Linked DNA regions of Mus musculus: region 1 is linked to region 2. The links are chromatin loops, found by intact Hi-C in ENCODE. Cell type or tissue: heart. All regions are shown on one strand. Each heading gives the region's core, and the rest is flanking DNA. Links, peaks and the distances in the headings are about the cores only. Region 1 holds the start of Trim68 (tripartite motif-containing 68). Region 2 holds the start of Trim21 (tripartite motif-containing 21).

Region 1 (10,499 bases), core at 1,453-9,452, 120 kb after region 2:
GTCCTGTTCTCTATTATTTCCCAGAACTTGCTGTTGAAAGTGTGGTCCAAAGCCAGGAATATCAGCATGGCAGAAGCTTGAGTCTTACCCAACACATATCAACTGAGAACTGGAATTTGGCAAGCTCCCTGGGTGATTCAGATACACAATAAAGGCTTTCCTAGGATCATGTAAAATATTCTTACCAGAAAGACAAAAGTACTCAGTTATTACCTTTCATTCTGATAACAGTCACTTGGTTTGTTAAAGAATTATAAAGCATCAGATATGGCTCAAGTATTACATATACACTAACACTGCTGGGGTTTGAAAGGGAACAGTCTTCCACAGGTTCATGCGTTTGAAGACCTGGACCTGATCCTCAGCTGGTGATGGTCTTTGGGAAGGTTGGAGTGAACTTTAGGAGGTGGAGCTCAGATGGAGAAAGTGGATCACTGTGTGGCAGACCTAGAGGTTTTATGGCCTGGTCTTCATTCCTCTTCATGCTTCCCAGCTACATATATCACACGAACAGTTGCTACTGCTCCTGTCACTGCGACTTCCCCAACACAATAACCTGTATTCTTTTGAATAAACCTCTCCTCCCTTATGTGGGTTCTAATCAGGGACTTGATGACAGCAACAAGAATAATAACTGATATAAATACAGTCCCTGGATGTTGGTGTCATTACCATTTTATAGACAAGAAAACTGAGGCCCAGGAAGTGACCTATCCACAGCCACCCAGCTAGTAAATGACAGGGCTGAAAATTAACCAAGCTCTTAGCCTGTATGTCAAAATGCTAAGTTATCCCCTTGTTCTAAACTCTTAAAACAAAGCAAAGTATACATACTTTTACTGTTAGATATCTGTCCTGTAGAGAAGAATGCTGATTCTGAGAAGTCGCTATATATTCTTACATTTTAATCTGGGAAAAGAGCAAGGTGGCAGCTGGCAGCTGATCACAGTGGTTAAGACAAATAAACAGTGCACGCGATGGAGATGACTTATCCCAAAGTGTGGGAAAGAGACAAAGAATAAGCTCCCTATTCCATCTTTTTTTCTCTTGTGGTGGTTTGAATGAAAATGTCTCAATAGGCCCATAGGGAGTAGCATTATTAGGAGGTGTGCTTTGGAGTAGGAGTGGCCTTGTTGGAGGAAGTGTCTTACTGGGGGCAAACTCTGAGGCTTTAGAAGCTCAAGCCAGGCCCAGTGTCACCCTCTCTTCCTGTTGCCCTCCAACGCAGATGTATAACTCTCGTTTCCTTTTTCAGAACCGGATCTGCCTATATGCTGCCAGGCTTCCTGCCATGACAATGGACTAAACCTCTGAACTGTAAGCCAGCCCTAATTAAATGTTTTCTTTTATAAGACTTGCTGTCATCATGGCCATGGTGTCTCTTCACAGCAACAGAAACCCTAACTAAGACATCTCTCTTCAACTAACGTAACTGAAAGTCAGAAAAGACCTGATAATATGGATACTGTGAGAATTAACATATGCTTAGTATACATAAGCATGCCTGGCAATTGGCCAACCAATCTGAAGTGACTCATCTGTGATCCCTTCTTGCTCCAAAATAATGTTATCACGATCCAAAATTACTAGGCCTGAGTTGTGTTTATGAAATAGAAGGTTAAAATGAATCAGCTAATGCCAAGTAACTAGACATGCATGGTCCTGGTAAAGCAAGCTTGCAGGTTCTTCACTAATAAATAATAATAAATAATAGTCATCACATGTAAACTCATTTAAGTCACCTACAACTCCATCTGAAACCAAGAGTTTACTTCAATATCTCAACACCAAACACATCCTCTGGTTAGGTATTTCCATGTTAAGACTCAAGATGGGACACAGAGGAAATGGGAGAGAAGAAAACCAAAGAGAGTCATGAGTGAAGGAAAAGATATGGCTCAGAACATTAGATGTAAGGATCTGTAGCTACCAGGGGCCAGGGATCAGCTTTTAAAGACAGGCATCTAATATAGAGAGGGACAGATGAGAGGCAGAGGACAGGCTGGCCTGGTTCTACTATTTACCTTATATTCCCAGGCAACATCCTTTATGGGTACAACACTGTGGGCTTCATGCTCTGGGGACTGCTTACAGGCCTCGCAGGTTACCATATCATCCTCCTTGCAGAACATGGTTAGCTGTTCCTTGTGGAGATCACACACATCGGTCTTTAGTCCCATTTCCATACAGAAGCCTAGCAGACGGACCTTGTCTACAACACTGGCCAGCTGCCAATTGGGACGGAGTTTCCTTGGCTTCACGGGAGCTCGACAAAGGGGACAGGTGTAGCTCAAGTTCTGGGACTCTCCTGGGAGCTTCCAGAGTCCAGAGAGGCAGCTGTGGCAGAAAGTGTGGCCACAGCTGATGCTCACAGGTTCCCTGAGGAAGGTCATACAGATAGGACAGTTCACTTCTTCCACAATGGCTTCCATTAACACTGCAGGATCCATGGTTGCAAGTGACAGTCGTCTCAGAACATGAATGAAGGCTGCAAAGAAGAGAAAAAAAACAAGAGAAGAAGGCAATGACTGTAAGTTCTCCCCCAAAACTGTAATTAGTAATTAAAAAAATACACTTTAGAACCTTTCTCCATTGTATATAATAAGCACTGGCCTCAACTAAAGCTATTACTGGGCAACATTGTGCACACCACAGCCATAGAAGGAACAACTAGAGATGGTTAAGAAAGTGGGGTTAGAGGATTTTTTAATTTATTTGCTCAGTTCTCCTCTTGGTTTGTCTGACCCTATCATTCACCCTCTAATCATGCTGCAGAAATGAACATAATCTCCCTGGGAGAGGACAACTTATTATAAAATGTGATATTCCAACATTCAGGAAAAAAAAAAACCTCCACAAAATAGTGTTAGCCTTCCTCTGATACCTTTTGTGCACACTTAAATCTGTCAAGGTGCAAACCACAAATGCCGGCAGCTCCCTGCCTACCTGTGCAGTGTTTCTTATGTTGCACACTGAAGTGTAAAACAGAAGTGCAACAGCTGTTCTTCACTGTGTCCTGAAAAATCACTATCTGCCTCTCCTGCGTCAAGCTGCCACCATTCACCACATACCAAGATGTGCTCCTGACGGTGCACAGATGCATGTTAGAAGCAAGAGGGGAAATCACCACCCTTGAAAGGATAAAACCAGGATCACTTAATGATAGACTGATGTATACTGATGACTTCTGTCCAGGCCACGTGTGGGTATGGAGTTTGAATAATGAGTGGCTTAGGGTTGTTGGTATACTTGGCAATATTTATTAATTCATCCTGTATATATTTAGTAACCTAGATAGACTGTGTAAAGGGGTGATTTACACTGGCTTTAAATACTACTGTATCTTTAGGATCTAAATAGTGCTTACCAGGCAACTAAATGCTGAACATGTGTCTGGCAAATACATCAGGGTTAGGGAATAGTTTCTATATCCCAAATGCTTTTACAGTAACAAATATATAGTGATATATTTAAAATATAAGGCAAAATAACAGAAAACACTCTTGAGTATCAGGCTGAGTACCAGACATGGCTTTGTGCACTTTACATGGATAATTGGTATTCCATAACCTGGGACAGAAACTGTTACTGATCTCATTTTATAGGTGATTGATTGGCCCAGGTTTCCAATATTCTACTTCGGGAAAATCACCCATCTTCCCCAGCTTCAGGGTAGAGGACAAATTCAAAAGCAGAGAGGAAGAAACCACTGTGTTGAGTCTGGCAGAAGGGCGTTTTGTAGGAACGAGAGCAGAAGCCTGTAGGACTGAGATCAGGTCGTCCTCAGGTTGTTACTCCTTCTTGCTGTTTCCCCTGCTTTCTGTCTCTCTGCTTCCACCGTCTCCACCCAGCCATGAGATCCAGAATCCTAAGATCCAGTTGTGCACTAACGAATACTGAACTCAAAGGCCCATGTACGCTCCAGCGGAGGGATCATGGAGTAAGCATCCTCCTTTCACCCCCTCACCCCCTCGACTGTTCTGAAATGCTGGGGATTTAACAAGAATCTCAAGCATGCTAGGCAGATGCCTAAGTCTTCTTACTCTCCCAACTGCACCCGTGGCAGCCATATTCTCCTCAGTGCTATGTGCAGTGCTTGGACCCGGGGTCTGTTCATTTTACCCTATTTGGAATCACACTCTTCCAACTGAGACTGTTTCCACGATCTCACTGTTGATATCATTTACCAGAGTCTGTGGGTTTCTTAATTCACACACTAGAAATTTACTATTCATATTTTCTGTTTTTCTTACAATATCCTAATGTCGTGGTACGTTTAATACAGAGTTATCTTCAGTTTTGCTCAGTGTATTCTTGATGCCAACAACAGTGTCTCAATACTTGTTAAATGCATGAGAATTCAATGTAAATGTTTAGGCATAGCTGATAGTAGAGGTGTTAATATCTTCATCTAAGGCAGTGTGCATGTGTCCACCTGTTCATGCTTTGGTGTCAAAAGCACTACTTAAAGCTACAGAAAACCAAAAAAACCCCCAAACAACAACAACAACAACAACAACAACAACAACAACAACAACAACAACAACCAGACAAAACAGCAGATGAAAATTTGGAAGACACTGGCAGTAGGAAAGCGAGGCAAAGAAAGATAGAAATGATAAATCAAGATAAATCACAAAAATGTAGTGGAAGCATGTTAGTTCTATACATTGCCTCAAAAAATGTAAACATGGGAAAGATGTCAAAGATCTGGAGATAAATACAGTTTTCCAATAGAGGATCTCCAATAGAGATCTTTTATCAAACATAAATACTTGGTCAAAAGTTTGACTCATTAACTGCTCAGACCTGTCCAACCTGTAGCTGAGGGCAGCTGTGAATACAGGCCAAACACAAAACTGTAAAATGTTAAGTTTCTTTATGCGATTTTGTTCTCCAGAGTGAACTTTGTAGACTACAATATCAAAAGGTTGCACCTAGCAACCAGTGCCTCCACGGTCCTCAGGGCCGCGAAGGGAGGGGGAAGAGCCTGGAAGCGGCAGAAACCAGCCTCGGGTCTGGAAGCAGTGGCGGTCCGTGCCTTCCTGACCTTCGGGCACTAGGCAGTTCCCCAGGGCGGTGGGATTGGGAACAGGGGAGGGTAAAGAGGGCAGGACCTGTGTTGTCCTCCAAAGAGGTCTGCTGTCGCCTCCTTCTCTAAGCAGCTGTGGAGGCGCGGGGCTCCAGCGGTCCAATCCGCAGCGTAGGAAGCAGCGGGGCGCTCGCCCGCCGCCGGAAGCCGCGATAGCAGCGGGGGCGAGGGACCCAAGGCAAGAGCCGCGCCCGGAGCTGCAGGACCCACCCACTGCGCCGGAACCGACGAATCACTTCTGCACTCAGAGTGGCCTGATTGGCTGTTCGCTTGCCACGTTTCCTGGTTGAATTCAGCTACCTAGCGTGGGTGCGCAGCCGGGCTTCCTTAAGTGGCACCTTTACGCATTGGAATCCGCAGTTCCCTGGAACACGAGCTGCAAGTGGCTGCTCCAGGTTTCAGACAATTAAGCAAAAGTTTTAATAAATGCTTCTGTTTTTCCTGGCTAACTCTTGACACTTACATACTTTTGGTAGCTCCTCATTGCAACAAACTAGTTTCAGAGTTAGAAAACATATTAAATTACGAAGTCCTGATCATAAGCTGCCAGTAAAAAAATCTTTTTAAAGCAGTGTGTAAGCTTTCCTCTCGTCCAACCGCAGAGACACACAAGACCAAGCGTGTTAAATCATAGACCTGGATTTTTCTTTGTAGTTCTTTGGTTCTTTTTCGGATACTGGGACTTTTACTGAGTAAGCAAGAGAAGACACTCAGTGACATATGGGAAGTAACGAAAAAAATTCCAGATGAATCCAGCTTCCAGTGATATGTTTATCGTTGGGACCCATGCTCTTTGAATTCCATGACAATGTCAGAGCTGAGGACATGGTTGACATTCTTCAGGGTGACACCCAGAAAATTATTGAAAATAGACAGGACCAGCACTGTAGGGGGAGAGGGAGGAACTGAGATTTGAACTGAGCCTCTGCTTCTTGGTAGAGACAAATGACTGACCTTATGTCACAGTGAACAGATGGATTCAAAGAAGACATTTAAAAAATACTAATTGAGCATGCATACAAAGAGACCTGGATTGCAAGACTGGGTCATACATTCTCTGCCTTAAAGTCAACCAAGTTCAAGGGAATTGAAATCAAAAGGGGACATCTTTTTCATTTGTAATTGAATGTGTTTGTAACTATGACTGACTCTCAAAGGCCCTGAGAATAGGACACCATAGAGTGACTGGGGGAAGAGGCTCTTGCTTATGAGGAGCACTTTGGACTTAAAAGTTTTGAAGACACGATCAAGTAACCTCATTGGCTGATGAACTTATACAGAATAAAAATAAGAACAGGAGAAGACTGGCTTCCAGGAAGCTAGGAGAAGGGTCTCTAAGCCCATCCCTACAGTGACACACTTCTTCCAACAAGGCCACACCTACTATTGTTAGACCCCGAAACTGGGGAGACTTCCGCTCAAGTCCCGGGATGAGCTGGCCAGCACTCCAATAACTCGAGAGAAAACCACACCTGATGCAAAACTGCAAGAGGCTTTATTGTCAGCTGAGGATGAGCTCCCTATCGGTAACAGTAGGGGGCTTTTAGAGGAAAAACGTGAGGAATTGGGAGGAGTTGGGAGGATGAGTTGGCTACAGCTCATCTCTGGCGGGTGTCCTTGGTAAAATTACAAGGCATGAGGAGTGGGGAGTGAGTTGTAGCTCTTCTTTGTGGAGTCTATCTCCGTGTCCTTGGCACAGGGAGCCAGGCAAGTACCTGGCTAGGTCTTTTTACAATTATCACAACTCTGGTTGTAAGGTATAGAAACAAAAAGGCTTTTTTGCTGGCTATAGAGAACAAAGAGCTTCTTTCTGGCTGTATTTTTAGAAATCAGGGAAAACAAGCTTGGGGGAGACGCTTTAAGTCGGGGTCTCACACTATTAGTGCCACTCCCTGGGCCAAGCATATTCAAACCAACACACACACACACACACACACACACACACACACACACACACACACAGAGAGAGAGAGAGAGAGAGAGAGAGAGAGAGACAGAGACAGAGACAGAGACAGAGAGACAGAGAGATTGATTTAGATGATTTGTATGATAGGTTCTGGGTATTAAAAAAACAACCATTAATATCTTTTATAGCAATGGTTCTCAACCTGTGGGCTATAATCCCTTCAACAAACCTCTATTTCCAAAATTATTTACATTATGACTCACAACAGTAGCAAAATTAGAGTTATGAAGTAAGAGTGAAAATAATTTTATGTTTGGGGTCACTACAGCACAAGGAACTAACTGTCTTAAAGGGTTTCAGCATTAGGAAGGTTGACAATCACTGCTTTGGAGCCAAAGAATTCAGTGGCTACTCTGTCCACAGAGTTGGTGTCTCAGCATTGAAGACACAGGACACAGGACTCGCCTCCCTCCCTCCTTCCCTCTCTTCCTCCCTCCCTCCTTTCCTCACTTTCCCATTCCCAAAAGAGTCTCTGATCTTTTATATTGAGACCATGTTGGAAGGCTGAAGAACCTTGAGTATAATATCAGTGGAGCATGGCAAAAGTAATGACAGATGCACTCAGGAAGAAGTGAAGGTGGGCAGGCACACACTGGATTTTCCTTAACCCTCTCTACATAGGGCTGCCTGTTAGAAGGTGCCACCCAATCTGAGAATGGATGTTCAGCTAATCTCTGGAGTCATTCTCACAAATACAATCAGAAGAGTATTTTTCAGGTCATTCTAGATCCCATTAAATTTATAATCAAGAACAACCATCACATGTTTCTCCTTTGACACCCCACCACTTCTTATGTTACACTTAATTTCCAAATAAAGACAATAACAATGGTTGTAATGAGGCATAATTGATAGGGTGCTTGCCCAACATGTATGAAGGCCTGGGTTTGAATCCCAGTCCCACATAAGTTGGTCATGGTGGTACACAGATATAATCCTTAAAGTTGGGATGTTCAGTAAGCAGATCAGAAGTTCAAGTTTATCCTGAGCTACAGAGCTACCGATCCTGTCTTTTTAAAATTTTATTTTATTTTTTTGAGACACGGTTTCTCTGTATAGCCCTGGAACTCACTTTGTAGACCAGGCTAGCCTCAGAAATCCACCTGCCTCTGCCTCCTGAGTGTTGGGATTAAAGGCTTGTGCCACCAAGCCTGGCCCGATCCTGTCTTAAATGAAACAAACTAGGTATCTATGAGAACCCGTCTTAAAACAAACAAAAGACAATGGTGTCATAGTTTTACCTAACATGATATAACTATCCCCACACCACACCCAAAACACTAATTATTCTCCAAGACAAAATAGTAAAGTCCCTTTTGGAATATTTACAATTTAAATATACTAATATAGATTAAAAACTTAACTACTGATATCAACTTAGTGCTGTATTATATAATAGAAGGAGAGGAAGGAAAACATTTGAGATCCTTTGCCACAGGGCTTCACACCCAAATAGCACAGAGAGGGAGTGAGCCTCGCAGGAGTGTGGATAGACCTATGAGTACAGGTAGGACCACCACTGCTGCTCAGAGGAACCAGCCCAGAGCCCTCACGACACAGGAACCAAGGGGTTGCCTGGGACAGGAGCCTTCCAGTCTCTGTCTGTGCCCAGAGCTGATGCTGTGCCACAGAGCTGCATACACAAATACTGCCAGGATTAAGCTGGTCTCCCAGGAGTGCCTACACACCTGCAAGCACAGGTAAGATCACCACTTCTTTTCACATTCCTGGTCCAAGAGGGACCCTCACAGAGCCATCAGGACATAGGAAACAAAAATCAGCTGGGGACAGGATCCTTCTGGTCTCTATTTGCATACCAGAGCTGACCCTGTACCATAGCTCTCCATACCCAAATTCCTCCTGGAGAGAACTGGTCTTCCAGGAGTACTGACACACAGGCTTGCAGGAGGGACAAGCCAAAATCAGAGACAGCAAGACCAGCAAACACCAGAGATAACCAGATGGCAAAAGACAAATTCAAGAACATAAGCAACAGAAACCAAGATTATTTGGCATCATCAGAACCCAGTTCTGCCACCACAGTAAACCCTGGTTACCCCAACACACCAGAAAAGCAAGACCAGATTTAAAGTCACATTACATGGTGATGATAGAGGAATTTAAGAAGGACATAAATAACTCCCTTAAAGAAATACAAGAGACCACAGGTAAACAGATAGAAGATCTTAAAGAGGAAGCACAAAAATCCCTTAAAGAATTACAGGAAAACACAACCAAACAGGTGAAGGAACTAAGCAAAACTATCCAGGATCTAAAAATGGAAATAGAAATAATAAAGAAATCACAAAGGGAGACAACATTGGAGATAGAAAACCTAGGAAAGAGACTAGGAGTCATAGATGTGAGCATCACCAACAGAATACAAGAGATAGAAGAGAGAATCTCAGGTGCAGAAGATACCATAGAAAACATTGACACAATAGTAAAAAAAATGCAAAATGGAAAAAACTCCTAACCCAAAACATCCAGGAAATCAAGGACACAATGAGAAAATCAAACCTAACGATAATAGGTAGAGAAGAGAGTGAAGATTCCCAACTTAAAGGGGCAGTAAGTATCTTCAACAAAATTATAGAAGAAAACTTCCTTAACCTAAAGAAAGAGATGTCCATGAACATACAAGAAGCCTACAGAACTCCAAATAGATTGGTCCAGAAAAGAAATTCCTCTTGTCACATAATACTCAAAATACCAAACTCACTAAACAAAGAAAGAATATTAAAAGCACTAAGGGAAAAAGGTTAAGTAACATATAAAGGCAGGCCTATTAGAATTACACCAGATTTCTCACCAGAGACTATAAAAGCCAGAAGATCCTGGACAGATCTCATACAGACCATAAGAGAACACAAATGCCAACCCAGACTATTATACCCAGCCAAACTCTCAATTACTATAGATGGAGAAACCAAGATATTTCATGACAAAACCAAATTTACACAATATCTTTCCACAAATTTAGCCCTACAAAGGATAATAGATGGAAAACGCCATCTCAAGGAGGAAAACTACTTGAAAAAGCATGAAAGTAATCATCTTTCAAGAAACCGAAAAGAAGATAACCACACAATCATAAAAAATATCATCAATAATAACAGGGAGAAACAATCACTACTCCTTAATATCGCTTAACATCAATGGACATCAATTACCAAATAAAAAGACATAGACTAACAGATTGGATATACAAACAGGACCCAGTATTTTGCTGCATACAGGAAATCCACCTCAGTGTCAAAGACAAACACTACCTCAGAGTAAAGGGCTAGAAAACAAATTTCCAAGCAAATGATCCCAAGAAACAAGCAGGGGTAGCCATTCTAATGTCGGATAAAATCTACTTTCAACCAAAAGTCATCAAAAAAGATAAGGAAGGCTTCATACTCATCAAAGGAAAAATCAACCAAGAATTCTTGATTT
Region 2 (10,499 bases), core at 720-8,719:
CAAGTTCTAGGAATCTCAAATAAATCTCCATCTCTTTCCAGAGCCCAAAGTCATGGCCTTGTGGATTTTATTTAATTTTACAGCAAACCATCTAACAGGTGGAATGACTTCTGTGAAGAACTTGGAGGACTCTTGGCCATGCTGTCGGTTTTACTCATTACTTATGAATGTCTTTCCGTAGGAGAGTTCTAGCAGACTCAGATTACCACTTTCTGGTGGGAGACTTTTAATGTACAAAGATGATTGATATTCATCGGGCAATTCATCATTTGATATGTTCATTAGCCATTTGAAAGCAGAGAACGTCTTAGAGTGGACCAGGTTTCTATGCACACATGCTTCCTGGTCCCTTTCCTTACCTTTCCAGGATGATCCTCACCTCCTGAGGAGAGAAGAGACAGACAGTCAACTCTGGAGTTTCTGACTGACCACTGAGATGCCATTCCTGGGGCCATGTGACATCGCCCTTGGGTAAGGCCCCAAAGATAACTCTGACAAACCGTTACCAGAAATGGCATGTGATGGCTCACAGAATATCTAGGAAGCCAACGTGGTTATGGCCTTTAGCCATGACCAGGGATTTAAAGACTGACAGAGAAAGAGACTTACAAGGGCTGGGTTCTTGGAGGAGCGGGGCTGGCCATGGAGCCAGTAGAAGAGGAAGATAAACAACAGAACCCGACTGAAGCCGGGAGGTAGCTTCAGGCAGAGAATGGCTTAGGTAGATGTCCAGAGAGGTTCCCTGCTATTTTTGGGCTTGAACTGTTTGTGGAGGAATGGCTAGTTGGTTAAAAGCTTTGTCCTGTGCTGTGGCTAATCCTCTTCACTATTTAGAGTGAGTTCAAGTGAGACTATTCATTCTCAGGCAGTGACAGCCATAACATTTGAACTGGCAGCCTCCTAGGCTCCTTAAAAAGGCACCAGGAAGCTCAGTTCAGTGACAGGCAAGAGGAAGCCTGCCAAGTCAAACCAATACAATCAGTTTTTCTATACAAAGCAGAAAGAAATGTCTGTATGCATCTGACTGAGACAGTGACACAGGTATGAGAAAAGAAACCTAGAGTGTCCCAACACCAGGCTAATATACCAAGGGTGGATGCAATGGATGCAACTTTAGAGTATGAACTGACTCTAAAACACAATCTGTCATCTTAATTTCTGCCTCTTACTACTTAGATAAACTGATGTAAGTTAACGGGAATCTCCCACTAATTCCATTAACATTTTCTCTTCCATGGAGTGAGATTGCAGCGGTACTAACCTGAGCCTGGCAGGCCACTAGTGTGCCCTTTAGGAACCTGAGCTATCATCATTATGGGAAAAATTAGAAAAAAGAATAGTAGTACGAATACATGATTATTTTAGTTCCTATGCTTCGGAAAAAAATTATTTTAAGTTTATTTTGGGAAAAGAGTGAGACTACCTGCAGAACGAGAGCACATTAAAGATAATGTAGGTAGTTTACAGAAACACAACAAGCACATTTTTTAAGAGCCGTTCCATATAGCGCAGGCTTTTCCCAAGGTACTCCTTGTGCCTGCGCAGGGGTCGCACCTGCAGTAGCTCCAGCTCTGAACCACGAATCCTCCTCTCCAGCTCTGAGATCAGCTCCTGCAGGGCCTGGTTCTTCTCAGCCAGCTCAGCCTCCTTCTTCCCCAGGAGTCTCAGGTACTCCCTTTGATCCTTCTCCAGCCTCTGCAGCTGCCTCTGCTCCTCCTGAGCCAGCAAGCTATTCTGAAGTGCGAACTCTGCGTGAATCCTCGACTTCTGGGTGTCAATGTTCCTCTGTGGTGGCAAGGGGAAGACAAGAGGTTTTCTTTTTTCTTTTTATTAGATATTTTCTTAATTTACTTTTCAATTGTTATCCCCCCTTTCTGGTTTCCCCTCCAAAAACCCCTCATCCTATCCCCCCTCCCCCTGATCACCAACCCACCCACTCCTGCTTCCTGACCCTGTCATTCCCCTAGATCGGGGCATAGTGCCTTCACAGGACCAAGGGCCTCTCCTCTCATTGATATCCAACAAGGCCATCCTCTGCTACATATGCTGCTGGAGCCATGGGTACTTTTTGGTTGGTGGTTTAGTCCCTGGGAGCTCTGGGTGTATTGGTTTGTTCATATTGTTGTTCTTCCTATGGGGCTGCAAACCCCTTCAACTCCTTGGGTACTTTCTCTAGCTCCTTCATTGGGGACCATCAAGAGTTTTCCCATAAAAATTTCCTAAGCTTGGGTGGTGTCTGTCCCCTAGACCCCCCCCCCCCCCACCTACGCATGCTTCCGGCACCAGATATTTTCTCAACCTTTCTTCCAAAAGCTACTAACGCCCATGTGAGTTCCTCTGTCTTACTATCTCAGCAAGTTGTAGAGCATAAGACCTGTTCCCATACCCATTGATACCCTGGGTGGAAAGCAGTGGTCCCAGGAAAACAGTCTTTGCCATCTTGGGAGGGTCAAGTTTTTGCTACTCATTTGGGGTCTGTGATTGGCTGTGAGCCTCTCATTCCTACCCAGTTTCAGATGCATTTCATTTTCTACCAGCAAATTCTCACTGTGACAGGCTTTAGGTCCCTAGCAGGCTTTGGACTAATAACTTGCTCACCATCAAGCAGCCACCAGGTCAGGTGGACTTCCTATCACAGACCCAAGAAACTAATGTTGACTATGCTGTTCCCTGAGACAGGGTCAGAAGGAATGACGAAACCTTAAACTTTCTCCAGAAATTCTTGATATTTGTGCCAGATTGGGGAAAATCCCATCTGATTTTAAGCTTCCTTCTTTCCTCTTCCCTCCCTCCCTTCTGCCTCCCTTCATCCCTGACTCTCTTCTATCCCTCCCTCCTTCCTTTCCTTCTCTCTTTCCTTCTCCTCTCTTCCTTCCTTTCTTTCAATTCCTCTCTATCTGGAGTCACAGTGTGTGGATGGGTCTTGGAGAGTGACCTATATAATAACTCTACCGCCCCTTGGATAGGCACAGTCATGGTTAAGGCTTGCTTGAGGTCAAGACCTGGGACACAGCCCAGCCTACAGCTCTTGCCTTCCAGTCTGTTCTTTGCATCGTGAGATCCATTTCCATCTTCTCGGCCAACTCTTTCCCCTTTCTCAGTTTTTCTAAAGCCACGTGGATCTTCTCCTGTAGAAAAAGATGGCAGGTTAGTCCCCAGGTTGGAGGAGGCAGATGGAAAGACTATGGAAGAAATCTAGTATGTCTTAACAAAAACAGAGTTACACCAATGGGTAACGGGATCTGGGCCACTGCATTTCTAATGTACCCGGGAGCCACGAGGAAGCACGATGCATGACTCCTTTCCCATGGCTTTGCCTCTGCTGCTGAGAAATAAAGTTGTATTCCATACACAAGCTCCTCTCAATGAAGGGAGAAATTATCCCTTCATCCCCCAACTTCTCAGCCACCATTCTGGGGGACAAAGTGGCTATGTTCTTTAGTCTGTGCTAAGGCCTTACCTGGTATACCTTAGCAGCCTCTTCAATAGGGACCCTGGTGTGGTCCCGGTGTTTCCCAGACTGGGCACACACCCAGCAAAGGGCCTGCCCATCTTCCTCACAGAATAGGTGAAGCTTCTCTCCATGCTTCATGCAGTGCGTTTCCTGGGTACTCTTCTTGGTATTCTGGGCTATCTGTTTAAGGTTTTCCACCATGTTGGCTATATGTCTATTGGGCCTGAGGTTTCGGAGCAGAAACTGTTGCCGGCACTCGGGACATGAACTGCCCCCATTCTTCCCAACTTCAAAAATGCATTCCTTGCAAAAGCAATGGCCACATTCGATACTCATAGGCTCCACCATGGGATCCAGGCAGATAGAACAGGTGACCTCCTCCCACATCTTTTCCAGAGACATTTTTGAGGTTGTAGAGGGTGATATCTGCCGTGGAATCTTGAGAGATGCAGAGGGGCGAAGAGATAAAAATGAGAGTTTGTAGGACAAAAGCAAAAGCAAGGCAAACCCCAAACTCCCCCAAATAATGCCAAGGTGGACAAGCGATGACACAGGAGGGAAAGGCAGAAGGCAAAAGCACCAACCTGAATGACAGGAGCCTCTCCTCCGGCCTCACCCACTGAGCAAGCCAGGCAGAAGGGGAAACCGAGTTTCTAGAAGAGACAGAGAAAACTGGTGGGGGTAACGCTGCTAACAGCTCCACCGTCACCACACCCATCCCTGCTTAACCCTCACTGTCTAGGCGTCTCCCATTTCCTTTCTGTCATCTTATGCCTCTACTGCCCAGAGACGTCAGTCATGGCAGTAACGACCATTTACCATATCACCACAGACCCTCCATATTCCAACCAGAGTTAGCTCATACTAGTCTTCATTAATCTTGGCAGAAACCACAGGGGTCAGGCATTAGGAGTCAAGGTTTATGCAGCTATACATCATAGTAGACATTTTGTCAAATATGACAGGCTGCACATATGGTGGTTGTGCAATAGGCAACACAATGCAGCCTAGGTGTGTCATTAGCGACCCCACTCAGGTTCATGTAAGATGTCATTCATTATCCGGAGTACATTGTCTAAGAGTATATGGCCCAGTTATAAGAGTTGCATGTGTGTATATGCATGTTTTTATATATGTATGTACACATATATTGATGTTTTTATATGCAAACTATACTTGTGCACAAATGCATCAATGTAGGCGTGCCCATATGTTCCCCTCTATAAATGTCTATGTACATAACATGCAGGTGTGCTCACCGGTGAACATTTTTGGGGAGCACTCCCTGGGCTCTTCTCTAAGCTGCTCCAAACCTAGTCTCAACTTCCTTTAGGGTGTGGAGTATCTTAAATCCACAGAAATTTCTACATGGATAGCACTCTCCTCAAGCAGGGATCTTCAAGGGGTAAGGGTTTCCCTGAGCTCCCCTCTGGCCTAGGTCACCACCCTGCTTCTCCTGCCCTTGCTAGGACTGTCGTCTCAGCTAGTCCAGGGCACTAGGAAAGTCACTTTCAGAGCCCAGCTTCCACAGGCCAGCATGGGCAGCTCTGCAGGGCTAGGACAAGACAACTCTGATGAAAAGAAGCAGCAGGTGGGTTCGCAAATTCCCGAGTGTGGGGTGCTGATGGGAAGAGGCTCCTTGAATCTGGTGTGGGGATAAAGAGCCCACCTAGGCCGGCCAGGGGTCCCAGTCTCACTCACCTAACCAGGGTCCTCAGCTTTAGTTATGTGCTCCCAGCTTCGCTTTTGCAAGCCTGCAGTCCAAATTTCACTTTCAGTTTCCTCTCAGAGGCAGGTCTAGCAGGAAGAGGGAGGAGCAAGGGGAGGAGTGAGGAGTTGAGTGGCAAGAGGAGGTTAGAGGCAGAGAAGGCGGAGGCTGGGCGGAGACTGGGCAGAGACAGGGCAGAGAGTGGGAGGAGAGAGGTCAGAGGTGCAAGAAACTGACTCCTGGCCACAGGCAGGGAAAAAACTCAGTACCTGTCCTCCTGGGTCTCTCTAAGGCCCCCTTGTCCCCTTTAACAGAATGTAATCTACAGGATATCGATCTTTGACACTGGTCTTTTCTTCTTACCTGGGAGCTTCTGAGAGAAGAGGTCTGAATGGGAGAGGGAGGAGTCACCATCTGTTTCCTACAGGGATGGATAGCTTCCCCCAAGACTGATCCCGCCACCGTCACTGTTTTTTATTAGTATATATTAATTGTACAGAGTACTTGAAGTATACCCATTTCCCACCACTCTGTTGTGTGATTTTGCTCTTTTCAAATAGTTTGGGGCTAGAAATTTATTCTTTATGATGTCAAGGTATGTGTTGTACCAGTGAAGGGAGTTAAGACTTATGGACAATTGATATTGTATTATAACTTGCGCTAAAAACAGCAGTGGAATTTTCCTCGCTATTTATTATATTTAGGAAACAAAACCATTCTGTGATTTGAAATTTCTAGTCCTGTTTAAGAGATCTCTCTTAGTGAAAGGCCGCCAGGCAACATCTACTGTCTAGATTGTGCTGTTGTACTGGGGCTTGGTTCCTGGAGCACAACAGTCCTAGAAAGCAGAATGAAAAAGAGTCAAGCATCCGAAAGGACGAAGACATCTATAAACATCAGAAAACGACTCTGCTTCTACCACGGAAGGTCTGCTGCTATTTCCTGCAGGCAAAGAACTTGGGTCCCAAAATAAGGCAGAGGGTAGAGTCAATGTCTATTTTGCTATTCACCACCAGAGGATGCTCTGTTTCAGTTTACACACTGGATAGAGAGATTAATGCACACCCTAGGGGTGTGCTGATATATACTCTATAATGTGCACACAGGACTACTAACATATTGTACTCAGAGCTGCCTCAGCTCCCACCTTGGTAATTGTTTGAAGACCCCACCTACTGAAGACCCAAACTCCCTTCACTCACAGATAGTACTTTGATATTTCAAACTTCCCTCTCCCTGACAAAATGACCCAAGTCTTTATTTGGGAAGAATTAATGCTATTGATATTATTGTCTAGCACATTATTAGTGTGTTGGTGAAGTGAGATGTTTATACTTTGGGTTTTAATCATATTCTCTACTAACTTGAGTGTGTATTGGCAACCCAAGTTGTCCCTGGTGATATGCAAGTACATTTTGTCCAGGACAGGAAAAGCTTCTTCTACTTATTTCTAATTTAGTGACTTAAGAAGCCCCCAAAAATATGGAAGCAGAAGGAGGACCAGTTGGAAACAAGAAAGGACCAACGGGTGTGGGAGAGGGACAAGAAAGGATGACGGGTGTGGTGGCGCACGCCTTTAATCCCAGCACTCCGGAGGCAGAGGCAGGCGGATTTCTGAGTTCGAGGCTAGCCTGGTCTACAAAGTGAGTTCCAGGACAGCCAGGGCTATACAGAGAAACCCTGTCTCGAAAAACCAAGAAAAACCAAACCAAACCAAAAAGGATGACGGAGGGCTGACCACTTGCTGGTTTTAACAATGTATCAGAATTATAGCCCTTTACTCTCATGGTTAAAGCCTTTGTTGATCCCTATAATAAAATATCACAGATCGAGTAATTCATTAAAAAAAACATACCTTTCTTTTTTATAGTTGTGGAGGATGGGAAGTAAGGCAGCAGCAGACTGGTCTTTCCAGACTTGCTCTTTTCCTCAAAGACAAGGCCTTCTCTTTGTATCCTTTCTTTTTCTTTCTTTCTTTTTTAAAAATAAGGATCCTAATCCATAGCTTCACTTCTTGTTACTGTCATATCATCATCACCATCGTCGTCATCATTATCTCGATCTATTAATTTCACTAAGACACAGACATAGATGAGATTTTCAATTTGGTGCCACACCTCCACTCTCAACAAGTCATGGCCCAGTTTTACTGACCACCTGTTCTGATGATGCACACTCAAGATGATGGTTTCCATAACCTCATTACTAGGAATTATATATAAAACAGTTACTGGTTACAGGTAATGCTTTGGAAAGAGCTTAATGGAGCAAAGTTAAAAATGGTGATGCTTGGTAGATACAATGTAGGAGAGAAAACAGATATGCTGGAATATTACTTATTTTGTTAGAAAAATTTGATTTATTTAACATAAATAATATTTAATGTAAATAATGTAAAAAATTCACCAGAAAACTGCTCAGATTTTTCTTAGAAACAGTAAAAAACAGGCTAAAAGCAATATAATATATGATGATATAGCATATTACATGATTTATTATATATGTTATTTATGGCAGCACTTCTACTTCCTCCAGGAGCCACCTACTTCCTCCTTTCACTTCCCACAGGAAGTGAAGGGAAACTCAAATCTTTTTAAAAAATTTCTTATTTTATGTTTATTACTGCTATTTAGTCACAGAAAAGATGAACACTTTACAAGAAATGTCCTTTATCATATGCCATATAGGTATAATTTTATGTGAAGAGGAACTATGAGAGAACAGGCTATCTTTACAAGGAAATAAAGAAACAGCAATAAAAGAATTCTTCCATATAAAGATTTTAAACCAAATTATTCATTTCAGAATACAAAACCTTCATTGTCGGAAGGAAAGAGAAAAACAGCAAAGAAAACAGTAAGACAGAAGACCAAGAATAAAGAACTCTTCTCTAGAGATGCACTGCATATGTAGTATATACGTATGGTCTGAGTTATCACAAAAGTACTCACGGATTATAGTCAATTCTCATATAGTTAGAAACAGCACTTTCCAAGCAAGTGCAATTGGCCCAGCACTTTCTCAGTCTCCAGTTACATGACGAGTTAAAGTTGTGTAGCAGTCACTGCTGACGAGCACTATCAAGACAAACGCTGGACAAGATATAATTTTTCTCCTTGTTCATTGTAAAGATCGGTGCCTGTTTGTAATGTTCTACAAGTTCCTCCATGGTGCTGAATTTCTGCTGCCCAATGCAGTAAACAGTCTCTTTCAGCTGGACTTTAAAATGTTTGTTTTCCCCTTGTGTTTTTAGTGATCCTGAGAAATCATTTGGCGAAGACTCACTGTCACAAATGAGGATGTCTCCTTCATGCCCTCTTTCATTTAATACCATCTCTGCCTGATGCCTGGTGACTTTGCCATAATACCAAGGATTGCCAGCAGACTTCCAAGAGAGTGAAGGCCTAATGTCATCACATTGTGGAGGCGATGGTTCCAAACCTGAGGTTAATGGATTATTCTGAACAATGGTAACATAGTTTTTTGGCATCAGGCCAACCATGCCATTGATTTTCCTGCATTTCCACCACTCTGGGTCATTTTCCGGCTTTTCAATAACATCCATTACATCGCCGTTCTCAAAACTGAGTTCTTCATCATTGGATGAGCTAAATGGGTAAAGAGCCTGTACAGCATTCAATACTTGACCCATATTTAGGTTATTGACAACTGCTGCTAATTTCTCTGAAAGAGAACCTACATGATCACCCAAAGGACTGTCACCTTCTTCAGTTACATAGTTTGAAGGAAACCATCCAGTTTGTTTGTTGTAGTTGCCATGCCATCATCCATCACTGCATTTCACCATTACGACCACCTTGGTCCCTTTTATCAATGCAATTCATCCTCTCTCTCAGCCATGTAGTTAAATTTCACAAAAGCAGGCATGTTAAGGTCATAGAGACATTCTCCTGGATCAACAAAGCTATCATCAGCAGGAGATGCAGTATCTAGAACACCGGGTTTTCTTTTCACTTCCCCAATGCTGAAAAAAATCTTTAAAGTTATTTAACCAATTCATTTTGAGTAAAAATTCTGTGTTCTCTTTTCAAAGTTTGTTGACACAGCTCCGGGATCATTTTCTGTGAGCTTCCTGGTGTGTTCTGTAACACTGAAACTTCCCACACCCAATCCCTGTGACTTAAGGTGTCCTTCAGGTTTTTAACAATAGATGCTTTCTGAGCACTAATTTCTCTTTCCACATAGTTAGAAGGGACAAAACCGGTTTTATTCATGGAATTTCCAACTCATCACCAGGATTTAGAGTCACCCAGGAGCCATAATCTCTCATTCTTCTTGATATCCAGCTCTTGTTCCTGCTGTGCCACATAATCAAATTTGGCCACCACCACCACCACTACCACCACCACCACCACCACCACCACCACCACCACCACCACCACCACGTCTTCAGCCATCTTTCTGCAGTGTCAGCACTGAGGACTGTACCAGGATGCCACTGCACAGCTCTCAGAGAGGGGTGGAGTGTGCGCAACTTGGGGGCGGGCAGACCATTGCCAATCATTTTTTTTTTCAGGAGAAAGTCTTTATTTTTCTATCAGCATGCAGAATGACTTTAGCTAATGCTTAAGAGACCCCACCCCCAAGAAGTATTTAATTGCTTATATAGGGTAGGGAATATTGGCATAATCCTTTTTGAAAAATATTTTTTTCAATTTAAAAAATTTTTTAGTGGTTATTGTATTTATTGACATTTCAAATGTTGTCCCCTTTCCAGTTTCCCCTCCACAACCCCTTATCCCCTCCCCCTGCCACTATGAGGGGGCTCCCCCACCTGCCCACCCACCCCTGCCTCAGCGCAGTAGCATTTCCCTACACTAGGTCATCAAGCCTCCATAGGACCAAGGGACCAGCCAAATCTCAAGACTCCGTAATGGATCAAAATGACATAAGCAAGAGTCCAAGGAGTCTGAGATTATCTTCAGTTGTCAACCGGCTGGCTTGAGGTAGACCTGGAGAGCTGGTGAAGCACCTCTTTTTTTGAATTAGTTTGATAAAGTCTAAAATACAAAGCGTATTAAAAGTCCTCTACAACCATGGAGTAGGGGGAGGTTAATGTGATATGCTGTTACAGAGGAGGCTTGACAGGCCACCAAAGACAGCGCTTAACTTCTTGTGGGTAATTCAAAGGTGTGTGTGTGTATAAAGTTTATAAGTCCTTTCCTAAGAGCTTCATACATTCTAATTTATTTAAGTTTTAAAAGCCTCAGTGGTTTTTAGTTTTTTCTTTAAGCTCATGAATTTGGCTGGAAAAACTTTGAGGGAATAGGGAAGAATTGAAGGAAAGGGAATGGGGTATGTAGTTGATCAAACATA

What was found. Hi-C counts contacts between places; a loop is a spot of excess contacts. Peaks named below come from ENCODE experiments on the same cell type or tissue, not always from the same donor. Only the 100,000 strongest peaks of a DNase experiment are listed, where the experiment ranks them.
Region 1: a loop joins it to region 2, with 2.9 times the contacts of the local background. A loop is called at or near these places in 2 of 42 quality-filtered maps.

Annotation. Positions count from the first base shown.
Region 1 is chr7:102,682,024-102,692,522 of GRCm38, forward strand. Trim68 (tripartite motif-containing 68) reads right to left here and starts at 5,304. Exons shown (of 7, transcript NM_198012.4): 1 at 5,118-5,304; 2 at 2,025-2,488. The coding sequence starts at 2,450. In heart, for the core only: no CTCF peak of the experiment used is centred there; a DNase peak (open chromatin) is centred at 5,268; H3K4me3 peaks cover 1,191 bases; H3K27ac peaks cover 1,287 bases.
Region 2 is chr7:102,560,234-102,570,732 of GRCm38, forward strand. Trim21 (tripartite motif-containing 21) reads right to left here and starts at 5,249. Exons shown (of 8, transcript NM_009277.4): 1 at 5,156-5,249; 2 at 4,039-4,107; 3 at 3,461-3,892; 4 at 3,033-3,128; 5 at 1,555-1,785; 6 at 360-382. The coding sequence starts at 3,856. It also overlaps the pseudogene Gm5339. In heart, for the core only: a CTCF peak has its summit at 6,188; a DNase peak (open chromatin) is centred at 5,298; H3K4me3 peaks cover 961 bases; H3K27ac peaks cover 669 bases.